Linked DNA regions of Homo sapiens: region 2 is linked to region 1. The links are chromatin contacts, found by Hi-C or POLR2A ChIA-PET in ENCODE. All regions are on one chromosome and are shown on one strand. The core of a region is the stretch at or near the end of the contact, and the rest is flanking DNA. Distances in the headings are between cores, read along the strand shown. Region 1 has its middle 14 kb from the start of LINC02457. Region 2 has its middle 61 kb from the start of MIR4472-2.

Region 1 (6,371 bases), core at 81-2,580:
ACCTCATCTCTTAAAAGAATAAAATAAAATACACACACCCAACATGATAACTAACAGAGCAGCTTGGTACATCTGCAACAAAGTCCAACTGCAAATATTTTGGAAGTATAGCTATTCTATTCCCCCAAGCACATTAAAAAATCTTTATTAGATTTTTAATTACAAAATTAATACAATGCCCATTGTTAAAAATAAGAAAAAAAACACTTTAGAAAGTAGAAAATAGAAAGCCAAAAGTTTCTCTCTTCATGCTTCAACTCCACCATCCCTAGAGGTAATCAACGTTAATGTGGTGTGGACCCTGCCAGACGTTTTTATGCATAAACAAACATGTAAATAAGGGATTTTCTTTTTACCAAAAAGTGGGTCATAAGATATACACTGCTTGTAACCTACTTTTTTCACTTAACTATACACTGCGGATCTCTTCTTTCAAATATGCCCAGATCAATCTCTCTTCCTACTCCCAGCTGACCCCATAAACCACAGACCCATCCCTTGGGCATAGGATAACTGGCCTGCTTTGTGAACCCCTGAGGAGGGAAAAGCTGTGAGAGCTGGCTCATCTGTTAAACATCTACTGTATGCCAAATGCATGTTCTTGGGGATTGAGACAGATGGAAAAGTGTTCAGATGGAGGGAACAGCATATGCAAAAGTATACAGGTGGGGCTGGGCGAGGTGGCTCACGCCTGTAATCCCAGCATTTTGGGAGGTCCAGGCGGGCAGATCACTTGAGGTCAGGAGTTCAAGATCAGCCTGGTCAACATGGTGAAACCCCGTCTCTACTAAAAATATAAAAATTAGTTGGCCTTGGTGGCGTGTGCCTGTAATCCCAGCTACTTGGGAGGCTGAGGCAGGAGAGTCGCTTGAGCCCAGGAGGTGGAGGCTGCAGTGAGCTGAGATCCATTCAGTGCACTCCAGCCTGGGCAACAGAGTGAGACTCTGTCTCAAAAAAAAAAAAAAAAAAAGAAGTGTACAGGTGGGAAGTTAGGTGAGCAAATCCCCGTAGTATGGGAAACGTACTTCTTTCTTTTCAATGCCTGAAGGCCATCGCATTCCGTGCATGTACCACGATTTATTTGCCCAGTCTCTTTCATTTTGAAATGCTTTTTATGAGAGATTGGAATGTCGCTAGCTTGGTGTGGTCAGAGGCTAAGCACCTAGAGGGCAGTGGGTCAGGTCTCTTTAGGTTTTATCCAGCGTCCCACGCCCTGTGTACACCATGACTATCACATTTATCAGCTAATTTCATGATTGTTTCCCAAGGCGCTTTGAACTGGAATCACCTGAGGTGACACTCTTTAACTTAGAAGCACACAGTCAAATGGCTAAACTTGGCGACACAAATGAGTGACTTGAGCATGTCACCAGCCACTTGTCACATTCACTCACACGCTCAAGGGGTCAGTTGTACTGCAGTAAGCTGGTTAACTAGCATTTGTCAGGCTCTCATGAATTGCTGAAATACAGCAATGGTGGCAGTAGGAGGGATCTAATTGCAAGGGCAAATATTTGTTCCTGTGGACAAGGAAATACGGAAGAGGGGCCCCTTTAGGAGTTTCCCAGGAGGCGTGGTGGCTCACGCCTACAATCCCAGCATTCTGGGAGGCTGAGGCGGGTGGATCATCTAAGGTCAGGAGTTCGAGACCAGCCTGGCCAACATGGCAAAATCCCATCTCTACCAAAAATACAAGAATTATCCAAGCGTGGTGGTGCATGCCTGTAATCCCAGTGACTGGGGAGGCTGAGGCAGGACAATCGCTTGAACTGCAGAGGTTGCAGTGAGCCAAGATCGTGCCACCGCACTCCAGCTTCGGGGACAGAGTGAAAGTCCATCTCAAAAAAAAAAAAAAAAAAAAAAAAAGTTTCCCAGGGAGGCAGTGAGGAATTAGAAAGCCATCGTAATCCATCATAGTTAGTCTTCAAAATGAAACTTGATTGGCCGAAATCAGACACTCAGCCTGTCTGAATGCTCTGATACTATGGACTTGACAAGTCAGGTCTTCCCCGAGTTCCAGCACTTCAGTTCCCCACGAGGAGGCCCAGAGACTAATAAAGCCCAAATAGTTAAAATCTCCAGAATCAGCAAATCCACACAGAAGACCTTACATCATCCGGCTCTGCGGGCTTCAGCTTCAGTGGCCGGTGTGGAGCGCTTTTCAATTGTCTCCATTCAGTTCCTCAAGTGGATCTCGTATGCCGAATGAGATCTTTATCATTTGTCACAGGGGTGATGCATGCTGGGCCTGCTACCGTGGAGTCAGTCCTGGCTGCATAAAGACATCAGCAGCTCGACAAGGCTCTCTCAGCCCCTGCCCTGTGCTGCTGTCTGGGCTGAGGATGCCAGAGCTCCCATGTCATTCACCTGTCCTGGAATGGGGCTGCCTCTTTTCTCATTTTAGCTACGCCCCTCCCAGTGTCAAAGTCAGAACCTCAGAGAAGCGATTTGGTCAGACTGGGTTCATCACAATTCAGCAAGTGGTTATTGATAGGTAGTGGACAGATCCGTGGGTCTGGGGGCTGGTCTCAGCTCTGCCACTTGCTGCCAAGTGCCCTCGGGCACATCGTTAGAGCTCTCCAATAGAAATGGAAATGAGAAAACCTCCCAGGATTCTTGAGAGGATGAAATGAACTAGAGAAAGCAGAGACCTAGGCAAGTCCATGACCGGTTCAGAATAGCATGTCCTGTCTCTAGCAAAATCCACACTATTAAGACATTTGACACAGGCCAGGCATGGTGGCTCACACCTGTAATCACAACAATTTGGGAAGCTGAGGTGGGAGGATGGTTTGAAGCAAGGAGTTCAGAACCAGCCTGGGCAATATAGCAAGACCCATTCTCTACCAAAAAAAAAAAAAATACAAAAAATAAAATTAGCTGGGTGTGGTGGCTCAAGCCTGTAATCCCAGCCCTTTGGGAGGCTGAGGTGGGAGGATGGTTTGAAGCAAGGAGTTCAAGACAAGCCTGGGCAACATAGCAAGAACCCATCTCTACAAAAAATTACAAAAAAATAAAATTAGCTGGGCATGGTGGTGAACACCTGTATTCCTGGCTACTTGGGAGGCTGAAACAGGAGGATCACTTGATCCCAGGAGTTTGAGGCTGCAGTGAGCTATGATCATGCTACTGCACTCCAGCTTGGGTGAAAAAGTGAGACCCTCTTTTGAAAAACAAACAAACAAAAAAAGACTTGTGACATAATATAGCAGTATTGATAAAAATACTTATGGACACAACAATTTGAATGTATGAAAAACCACTTGAACTATACACTTAAAATGGTTAAAATGTAAATTTTATGAGGTATTTTATACCTTTTATTTATTAAGAGACAGTCCCTCTATATTGCCCAGGCTAAACTCAAAGTCTTGAGCTCAAGCTATATTTCTGCCTCAGCCTCCTGAGTAGCTGGGACAATAGTTATGTGCCATCTTGCCTGGCATACACCATGATTTTTAAAAAGAACAATCACTTACTGAACAGTTATTACTTATGATTTTTGTTTTTGTTTTTGTTTTTTTTGAGACATGGTCTCACTCTGTCACCTAGGCTGGAGTGCAGTGGTGCGATCTTGGCTCACTGCGACCTCTGCTTCCTGGGTTCAAGCAATCCTCCTGCCTCAGCCTCCTAAACGGCTGGGAGTACAGGCACCCAACACCACATCTGGCTAATTTTTGTATTTTTGGTAAAGATAGGGTTTTGCCATGTTGGCCAGGCTGGTCTTGAATTCCTGACCTCAAGTGATCCACCTACCTTGGCCTCCCAAAATGCTGGAATTACAGGTGTCAGCCACCATGCCTGGCCCAATTATTACTTTTTTTTTTTTTTTTGATGGCGTCTTGCTCTGTCACCCAGGATGGAGTCTGGTGGTGTGATCTCGACTCACTGCAACCTCCACTTCCCAGGTTCAAGTAATTCTCCTGCCTCAGCCTCCCTAGTAGCTGGGACTACAGGCGTGCGCCATCACGCCCGGCAAATTTTTTGTATTTTTAGTAGAGACAGGGTTTCACCATGTTGGCCAGGCTGGTCTTGAACTCCGGAGCTCAGGCAATCCACCGACCTCAGCCTCCCAAAGTGCTGGGATTACAGGCATGAGCCACCGCACCTGGCCCAATTATTACTTTTAAATGGCAAAAACCGCAATTACTTTTGCACCAACCTAATACTCTGTGCTAGGTGTTTCACCTGTATTTAATCCTCCAAGAACTCCATCAGGTGGAAGACATTATGTCCAATTTAAAGATGAGGAAATGATTCCCAAGCAGCCACCCAAACTGGCAAGCAGCAGAGTTGGGGTTCAAACTATGTCCATCCGACTCCTAAATCCACACTTTAACCTTGACATTTTAATGTCTTTTTTGCCAAAAGGTGGTATTGTTGGGTTCCTATTCAGTCCATCAGAGAAGCAGCTCCATTCATACATGCAGTCATCTGACTTCAGTGAGTACCTGATCGGTGCCAGGGACTACGTTAGCTTCGAAGGAGACAAAGATGAATGACACCCTAAGGGTACTCCTATCATAGGCTAAGGCAGCAAACAGGCAGGGGAATAAACACAATAATGAGTCCTTTAGGAGCCGAGAGAGTTGTAAACAGAGAACCAGGAGGAGGGAAGTCTTCACAAAGAAAGGAACATCTGAGTTGAATTTTGTTTTATGTTGTTTTTTGTTTCGAGACAGAGTCTCCCTCTATCATCCAGGTTGAGTGCAGTGGCGTGATCTTGGCTCACTGCAACCTCCCTGGTTCAAGCAATTCTCCTGCTTCAGCCTCCTGAACAGCTGGGACTACAGGTAAGCATCACCACGCCCAGCTAATATTTTTTATTTTTAGTAGAGACGAGGTTTCACCATGTTGGCTAGGCTGGTCTCGAACTCCTGGCCTTAAGTGATCTGCCCACCTCGGCCTCCCAAAGTGCTGGGATTACAAGTGTGAGCCACCACGCTTGGCCTCTGTGCTGAATTTTGCAGTGTGCAGACGACTTTTTCCAGGAAGCAGAAGAGAAGATGGCATTGGCAAGGGCATAGTAGCTGAAGGTGTGTGGCTAGCATGTCACCAGAGCACACACGGGCTCAGAGAAAGCAACTGAAGAATTTGCTGGAAAGATAGCCAGGGACCAACAATGTAAGCAAAGAAGGCTGGACGGTATCTTGTAAGCATTGAGAGGACTCCAGGATTTGGGAGCCAGAGGAATGACCAGAATATATTTGTAGAGCAATGAGGGAAAAGGTTCCACTTCACTTCTTTATTTTTTTGGTAAAAATAGTATAACTGAAACAACTCAAGTGTTCATCAATAGATGAATAGATACATAAAATGTGGTATATCCACATTGGATATTCTGCAATGGAATGTTATTCAGCCATAAAAAAAATGAAGTATGAGACATTCTACAACCTGGATGATCCTTGAAAACATCTGGATAAGTGAAAGAAGCCAGTCATGGTAGACCGTATATTGTATGATTTCACTTATACGAAATGCCCAGAGTAGGCGAAGCGTGGAGACTGGAAGTAATTAGTGGTTGCATGGGCTGGATAGGAGGGTAGGGGAGTGGGAGTTTCGGCTAATGGGTATACGGTTTTTTTGGGGGGTGATAAAAATGTTCTGAAATTAGGGCCCTGTGCACAACGTTGAGAATATATTAAAAACCACTGCATTGTATGCTTTAAAAGAGGGTGACCTTTATAGTGGATGAATTACATCTCAATAAAACTGTTATTAAAAGACAACGGTAACCATATTAAGTAAAAGTTTGAAAAATACCAGTCACCCATACTCCTATGCTTCCCAACAAATTAACTATTTTCCATTTCCTGCTTTGTCCCTGCATGAATATATTTTATAAGTACAATATCAGAGGGTATCATTTTTCTACTCTTTTTTTAACTTCAAATTTCATCACAAACAATTGTCCACATTCCTGTGAGGGCTCCATAATTGTTTGCAGATCTGCGTTTTAGGAAGATGAATGAATCCATTCAACAATTATTTTTTGAGCACCTGCCAGGAGCCAGGAACTGGGCAAGTCCCAGTTCTTGGGGAAGTTATTTTCTGGTGGGGGAGAAAGACAACAAATGAGACAATAAATGAGCAAGATAATTCCAGGCTGAGTGTGGTGGCTAATACATGTAATCCTAGCACTGTAGGAGGCCAAGGAGGGAGGATCGGTTGAGGCCAGAAGTTGGAGACCAGCCTGGGCAACATGGTGCGATCCCATCTCTAAACTTTATTTATTTATTTATTTATATTTGAGACAGAGTCTCGCTCTGTTGCCTAGGCTGGGGTGCACTACAACCTCCACCTCCTGGGCTCAAGCAATTCTTCTGCCTCAGCCTCCAGAGTAGCTGGGGCTACAGGCATGTACCACG
Region 2 (6,388 bases), core at 256-2,755, 130 kb after region 1:
GGAGCTCACAGTTTAATTAGGAGACAAACCATAAGCAACGAACCAACTCCTTATCTCAGCCTCTAAGGCCTTATGTGACGTGGCCTCTGGCCTTGTCTCATCTCCTGCCACCCTCCCCCAGGCCATCAAGCTCCAGCCACTTGCCTTTCTTTCTGTCTCTTGAACACACAAAACTCATTTGCACCCCAGGGCCTTTCCACAGGCTGTTCCATCTGCCTGGAATACCTTTTCTCTGGATTTTCTTTCTTTCTTTTTTTTTGAGATGCAGTTTCGCTCTTGTTGCACAGGCTGGAGCACAATGGTGCGATCTCAGCTGACTGCAACCTCCGCCTCCCAGGTTCAAGCGATTCTCCTGTCTCAGCCTCCAGAGTAGCTGGGGTTACAGGCGCCCGCCACCATGCCCGGCTAATTTTTGTATTTTTAGCAGAGAAGGGGTTTTATCATATGGGTCAGGCTGGTCTCGAACTCCTGACCTCAGGTGATCCACTCGCCTCAACCTCCCAAAATGTTGGAGTTACAGGCATAAGCCACCGCTCCCGGCCTTTTTTTTTTTTTTTTTTTTTTTTGACACAGTTTCACTCTGTCGTCCAGGCTGGAGTGCAGTGGTGCAAGCTTGGCTTGCTGCAACTTCTACCTTCCAGGTTCAAGCAATTTTCCTGCCTCTGCCTCCCAAGTAGTTGCGATTACAGGTGCCCACCACCACGCCCGGCTAATTTTTTTTTTTGAGACGGAGTCTAGCTCTGTCGCCCAGGCTGGAGTGCAGTGGCGCGATCTCAGCTCACTGCAAGCTCCGCCTCCTGGGTTCACGCCATTCTCTTGCCTCAGCCTCCCGAGTAGCTAGGACTACTGGCACCCGCCACCACGCCTGGCTAATTTTTTTTGTATTTTTAGTAGAGACAGGGTTTCACCGTGTTAGCCAGGATGGTCTCGATCTCCTGACCTCGTGATCTGCCTGCCTTGGCCTCCCAAAGTGCTGGGATTACAGGCGTGAGACACTGCGCCCGGCCTAATTTTTTGTATTTTTAGTAGAGATAGTGTTTCACCATGTTGGCCAGGCTGGTCTTGAACTCCTGACCTCAAGTGATCAGCCCGCCTCAGCCTCCCAAAGTGCTGGGATTACAGAGTGAGCTACCATGCCCTGCCATTTCCCTGGATTTTCAAACAACTTTCTCCTCAACTCTCAGATCTCATCAAAAAACATCACCTCCTAGAGAAGCCTTCCTGGATCAGCCCGTCTACATTCTGCTTCCCCTCCATCACTTTCTCTCCTGTTGCCTTGTTTTATTTTCTTCTTACTACTTACCACCATCCTAGAGAATTATTTGTTTCTGGGTTCAGTGCCTTTCTGCTCCATTTGAATGTGAGCTCCTTGAAATTAAAGCCCTCGTCTAGATAAAAGAAGCAAACAAAAAGTTAATAAGTGATTGTGACTTGTGACGCAGTAAACCACTCAAAGAGCCAGAATTACGCTGGTAGATGCGGCGGGGGGAGGAGGGGTCAGGAAAGGCCTCCTCAAAGGGCGATGTTTAAACAGAGACCAGCAGGGCAAGAAGAAGCCAGCCTGGGAAGCACTTGGAGGATGCAGAGGAAATGTCAGGCAGAGGCACAGCAGAGGCAGGAGGAAGCCCTGAGGGGCCAACATTGGTATTTTTCAAGAAACTAAAAAGATACTCCCATGGACAGTCAGGCTTGCGTTTGAATTCTGGCTCCTCTGCTGCCTCCCAGCAATGCGGCCCTTGCCCAAATCACTTCTGTCTCCAGGCCTCAATCTCCTCCTCTATAAAATGGGGATACAATCAGCACTTTGGGAGGCCGAGGCGGGTGGATCACAAGGTCAAGAGATCAAGACCATCCTGGCCAACATGGTGAAACCTCATCTCTACTAAAAGTACAAAAATTAGCTGGGCTTGGTGGTACGCACCTGTAGTCCCAGCTACTTGGGAGGCTGAGACAGGAGAACTGCTTGAACCCAGGAGGTGGAGGTTGCAGTGAGCCGAGATCACGCCACTATACTCTAGCCTGGCGACAGAGCAAGACTCCGTATCAAAAAAAAAAAAAAAATCTTCCTTGAACTCCTTTATAAAAATTAAGATAACACATAGAGTTTGGCTCATAGTAGGAACTTAATAGATGTTTATTTCTATCTCCCTCCGCTTCACAAAGTTGTCAGGAGCCACCCCAGGCTGCCAGAACCGTCCTACTTTAAGAGAGGATCCTTTGGGGCCGGGTGCGGTGGCTCATGCCTGTAATCCCAGCACTTTGGGAGGCTCAGGTGGGTGGATCACTACAAGGTCAGGAGTTTGAGACCAGCCTGGCCAACATGGTGAAACCCCATCTCTACTAATAATACAAAATTAGCTGGGTGTGGTGACAGTCATCTGTGGTCCCAGCTACTGGGGAGGCTGAGGCAGGATAATTGCTTGAGCCTGGGAAGCAGAGGTTGCAGTGAGCCAAGATTGCGCCACTGCACTCCTGCCTGGGCAACAGAGCAAGACTCCATCTCAAAAAAAAAAAAAAGAAGACCCTTTGGCTGGGCTCAGTGGCTCACTCCTGTAATCCCAGTATTTTGGGAGGCTGAGGTGGGAGGATCACTTGACCCCAGGAGTTCAAGACCAGCCTGAACAACATAGTGAAACCCCATCTCTACAAAAAATAAAAAATAAAAAATTGGCTGGGCTTTCGCTTGAGCTTAGGAGCTTGAGGCTGCAGTGAGCCGTGATGGTGCCACTGCACTCTAGCCTGGGCCACAGAGCAAGACACTGTCTCTAAAAGAGAATGTTTCCCATCCCCAGGCCCCATGCCCACTACCTCTGCCTTCTCCTAGTATCGGAATCCCGAGTCCCCAGTTGCTCAGTTTCTTCCATTTGCACAGCCTACCTGACCTCATGGGACTTTGTCCCACATCCTCTCACTCACAGCTCCCAAGGGACTGTCCCACATCAGCAACCTAAGCTAGAACCAGACCCCAGAATACCTAAATCCAAGACCGATGTTCCTTCCATTATACCAGGCAGAAGTTTAGAGCTAATAGCCTGCGGTTTTTCAATGTCAAGGCTGTTCCTCACCCTTCACTGTCAACCCAGGAAGCAAGAGCTCTGACCTGCCCACACTTGAGATCCAAGACGTCACTAGCAAAATAATAGTTCCTACCAGCTACCAAGCACGGTCAGGGAGCTAGGTGCACTGCTAAGTCCTTTGCAGACGTGGTCTGATTTTGCCTTCTTCGTAACCCCTGGATGTATTATATTCCCATTTTATAGATGAGTACATTAAAACTAAGAAGTGAAGTGGTTTGCCCATGATCATATAAATGCTAAGACACATAGTTTATAACTCAGGCTGGGGTTATATTAAAACTCTTTAATAACCAGCACAGCATGGCCACTGGCCAATCAGAATAGACGCCAGCTATGAATGCCCAGCATGGCATACGGATGCCTACCAGCTGAACAATAGCCCAGACAGACCGACTCCAGTCCTTTCTGCTGCGGGCGCCCTCGGGAAAGCCACTGCACTTAGAGCAAAAACAAGGAAGCTCCCTGCTGGACCAAACAGCTTGCGGGGAAACAGGAGAGCTGGCACCGATTCCAGCATGTGCAGAATACAGTGTGCCGCCAACAGGCCACCTCTACAAAGCCAGTTAGCATATCATGAAGGGGGAGGGGCTTGGAGGCAAATCCCAGGAGAATGGCCCAGAGTCTAGAGTGCAGTCGCATTGGTGTGACACACAATGGCACACACACAATTGCAGTCACACTGGTGCAGTCACACTGGTGTACCACTGGTGTGGCACACCCAAGTAGATGAGCTGAAGTTGGTGTTCGGAGACCCACAGGGGCCCGAGGACACCAGGCAAGTGAGATTGGGACATCCAGGCCACGGTTCACGTGTCTGAACCCAGTTCGAATTCCTTCACATTATTCAGCCGTAATTCCTTGACTTCTACATAAGACAGCGGCCCTTTGGTCAAACTGCCTGGACTGGAAGCCTACATTCACTACTTGGGTTTTTTGTTTTGTTTTGTTTTTGAGACAGTCTTGCTCTGTTGCCCAAGCTGGAGTGTAGTAGCACGATCTCAGCTCACTGCAACCTCTGCCTTGCAGGTTCAAGCGATTCTCTTGCTTTAGCCTCCCGAGTAGCTGGGACTATGGTTGTGTGCCACCACGCCCGGATAATTTTTGTATTTTTAGTAAAGACGGAGTTTTACCATGTTGGCCAGGCTGATCTTGAACTCCTGACCTCATGTGATCCACCTGCCTCAGCCTCCCAAAATGCCTCAGCTGGGACTATAGGCATGAGCCACCACGCCCAGCCACATTCACTACTTGTTAGCTTTGGGACCTTGACCAAATTGCTTCACTTCTGTCTCAGTTTCCTTATCTATAAAACGTAAAAGCGGTGGTGATTACATACATTATACTTTACAAGTCCTGCAAGCAGTATTCATTAAGTAAATAATAAACAAATGCTTTTCCTAGGATGGTTTATCAAATACACAAGTCACACCAAACTATTCACTTCTTTTTTGACACTTGCACACTTTTGTATCAGTTAGGAATTGTGCTTGACTTCTAGTAACAGGGAACTGAAATAACAGTGGTTTAAACAAGGTAAAGATTTCTTTTCTTAAAAAAGAAATCTTTTTTTAAAAAAAAAAAAAGTCCAGGTTGACATGTCCCCCAGATCATCAATATCCCATGTTCATTCTGTCTTTCCTCTCTGATATCCTTAGAGCATGGTTTCAGTGATCAAGGTCACACAATTACTACTGCAACTCCAGCCATCATGTCTTCATTCCAGGCACAAAGAAGGAGGAAGAAGGGAGGGCAGAAGGGTATCTCAGGTGAGTCAGCCCCATTCTTTAAAGAGATTTCCTGGAAGCTCCACCCAACTACTTCCCACTTAGTTTTTTTGTTTGTTTGTTTGTTTTTTGAGTCTCACTCCGTCGCCCAGGCTGAGTGCAATGACACCCTCTCAACTCACTGCAACCTCCACCTCCCAGGTTCAAGCAATTCTCCTGCCTCAGCCTCCCAAGTAGCTGGGATTACAGGAGCCCACCACCACGCCTGGCTAATTTTTATATTTTTACTAGAGATGGGGTTTCATCATGTTGGCCAGGCTGGTTTAGAACTCCTGAACTCATGTAATCCGTCCCCCTTTGGCCTCCCAAAGTGCTGGGATTACAGGCGTGAGCCACTGTGTCCAGCCTTCCCAGTGACTATTAATAAGATATGACTTAGGAACACTATCTGTAAAGGGAGCTCACAAATGTAGTTTTTCTTTCTTTCTTTCTTTCTTTTTTTTAATTTGATCTATTGCTACTCCTAACAAAAATCTAAATTGAGTTGCTAAGGAAAAGGGGTTACAGATATTGGGTAGACAACCGCAGAATTTGCCTCTTTTTGTCCATGTGTTTTGACATGTATTTTCTCCACACTAAATATCAACCCCTAAAGTCTCACCTGGAATCCTCTACCTCACAGGCGTCCTTTCTACCACCCTGCTTAACACAATGGCCAGATATGGCTATTGGGCACTGAAATGTGGCAAGTGTGACCGTGTAACTGAATTTTTAATTTTATTTACCTTTATATTTAAGCTAAAAAAACTAATACTGCATTCAGTTATTGGAAAACTTTGCTTGGAGCACCTTGGGTATGCAAATTATACTCGAACTTATTCAACCATAAATTTTATGAGATCTAAATACAGATCAAGTATTTCTGATAAAAATTTAGCACCTCAATTGGGATGCTCTATACTTACACAGAGATTTCAAAGACTTCGTCCAAAAAAAAAAAAAAGAATGTAAAATGTCTCATTAATAATTTTTTTTTGGCCGGGTGCAGTGGCTCATGGCTGTAATCACAGCACTTTGGAAGGCTGAGGCAGGCAGATCACTTGAAGTCAGGAGTTCGAGACCAGCCGGGACAACATGGTGAAACCCCATCTCTACTAAAAATACAAAAATTAGTCAGGTGTGGTGGCACACACCTGTAATCCCAGCTACTCAGGAGGCTGAGGCGGGAGAATTGCTTGAACTCGGGAGGTGGAGGTTGCAGTGAGCCAAGATCAAGGTCATGCCACTGCACTCCAGCCTGGGTGACAGAGTGAGACTCTCTGTCTCAAAAAAAAAAAAAAAAAAATGCAGAAAATGCAAATTGTGGGGTAGGGCACAATGGCTCACGCCTGTAAATCCCAGCACTTTGGGAGGCCGAGGCAGGCAGATCATGAGGTCAGGAGATCGAAACCATCCTGGCTAATACAGTGAAACCCCATCTCTACTAAAAATACAAAAATTAGCCAGGCATGGTGGTGGGCACCTGTAGTCCCAGCTACTCGGGAGGCTGAGACAGAATGGTGTGAACCCGGGAGGCAGAGCTTGCAG

The links. A loop is a pair of places that touch in the nucleus more often than their neighbours do. ChIA-PET counts read pairs that join two places held with the same protein, here RNA polymerase II (POLR2A).
Region 2: a loop to region 1 is called in a map of Caco-2, with 7 times the contacts of the local background. The contact joins two enhancer-like sites. A Hi-C loop is called at or near these places in 1 of 168 maps with a recorded cell type or tissue (Caco-2). POLR2A ChIA-PET finds 5 or more read pairs at or near these places in 2 of 52 experiments (H1 and activated CD4-positive, alpha-beta T cell).

Annotation. Positions count from the first base shown.
Region 1 is chr12:116,498,235-116,504,605 of GRCh38, reverse strand. No RefSeq gene overlaps it. Among named protein-coding and RNA genes, the nearest start is that of LINC02457, 14 kb to the left of the region's middle. Within about 2 kb of position 1,330, at least 4 of the 41 ENCODE cell types and tissues checked have a DNase peak (open chromatin) inside an H3K27ac peak, as active enhancers do.
Region 2 is chr12:116,363,753-116,370,140 of GRCh38, reverse strand. No RefSeq gene overlaps it. Among named protein-coding and RNA genes, the nearest start is that of MIR4472-2, 61 kb to the left of the region's middle. RefSeq lists an enhancer at 724-1,225. Within about 2 kb of position 1,505, at least 5 of the 41 ENCODE cell types and tissues checked have a DNase peak (open chromatin) inside an H3K27ac peak, as active enhancers do.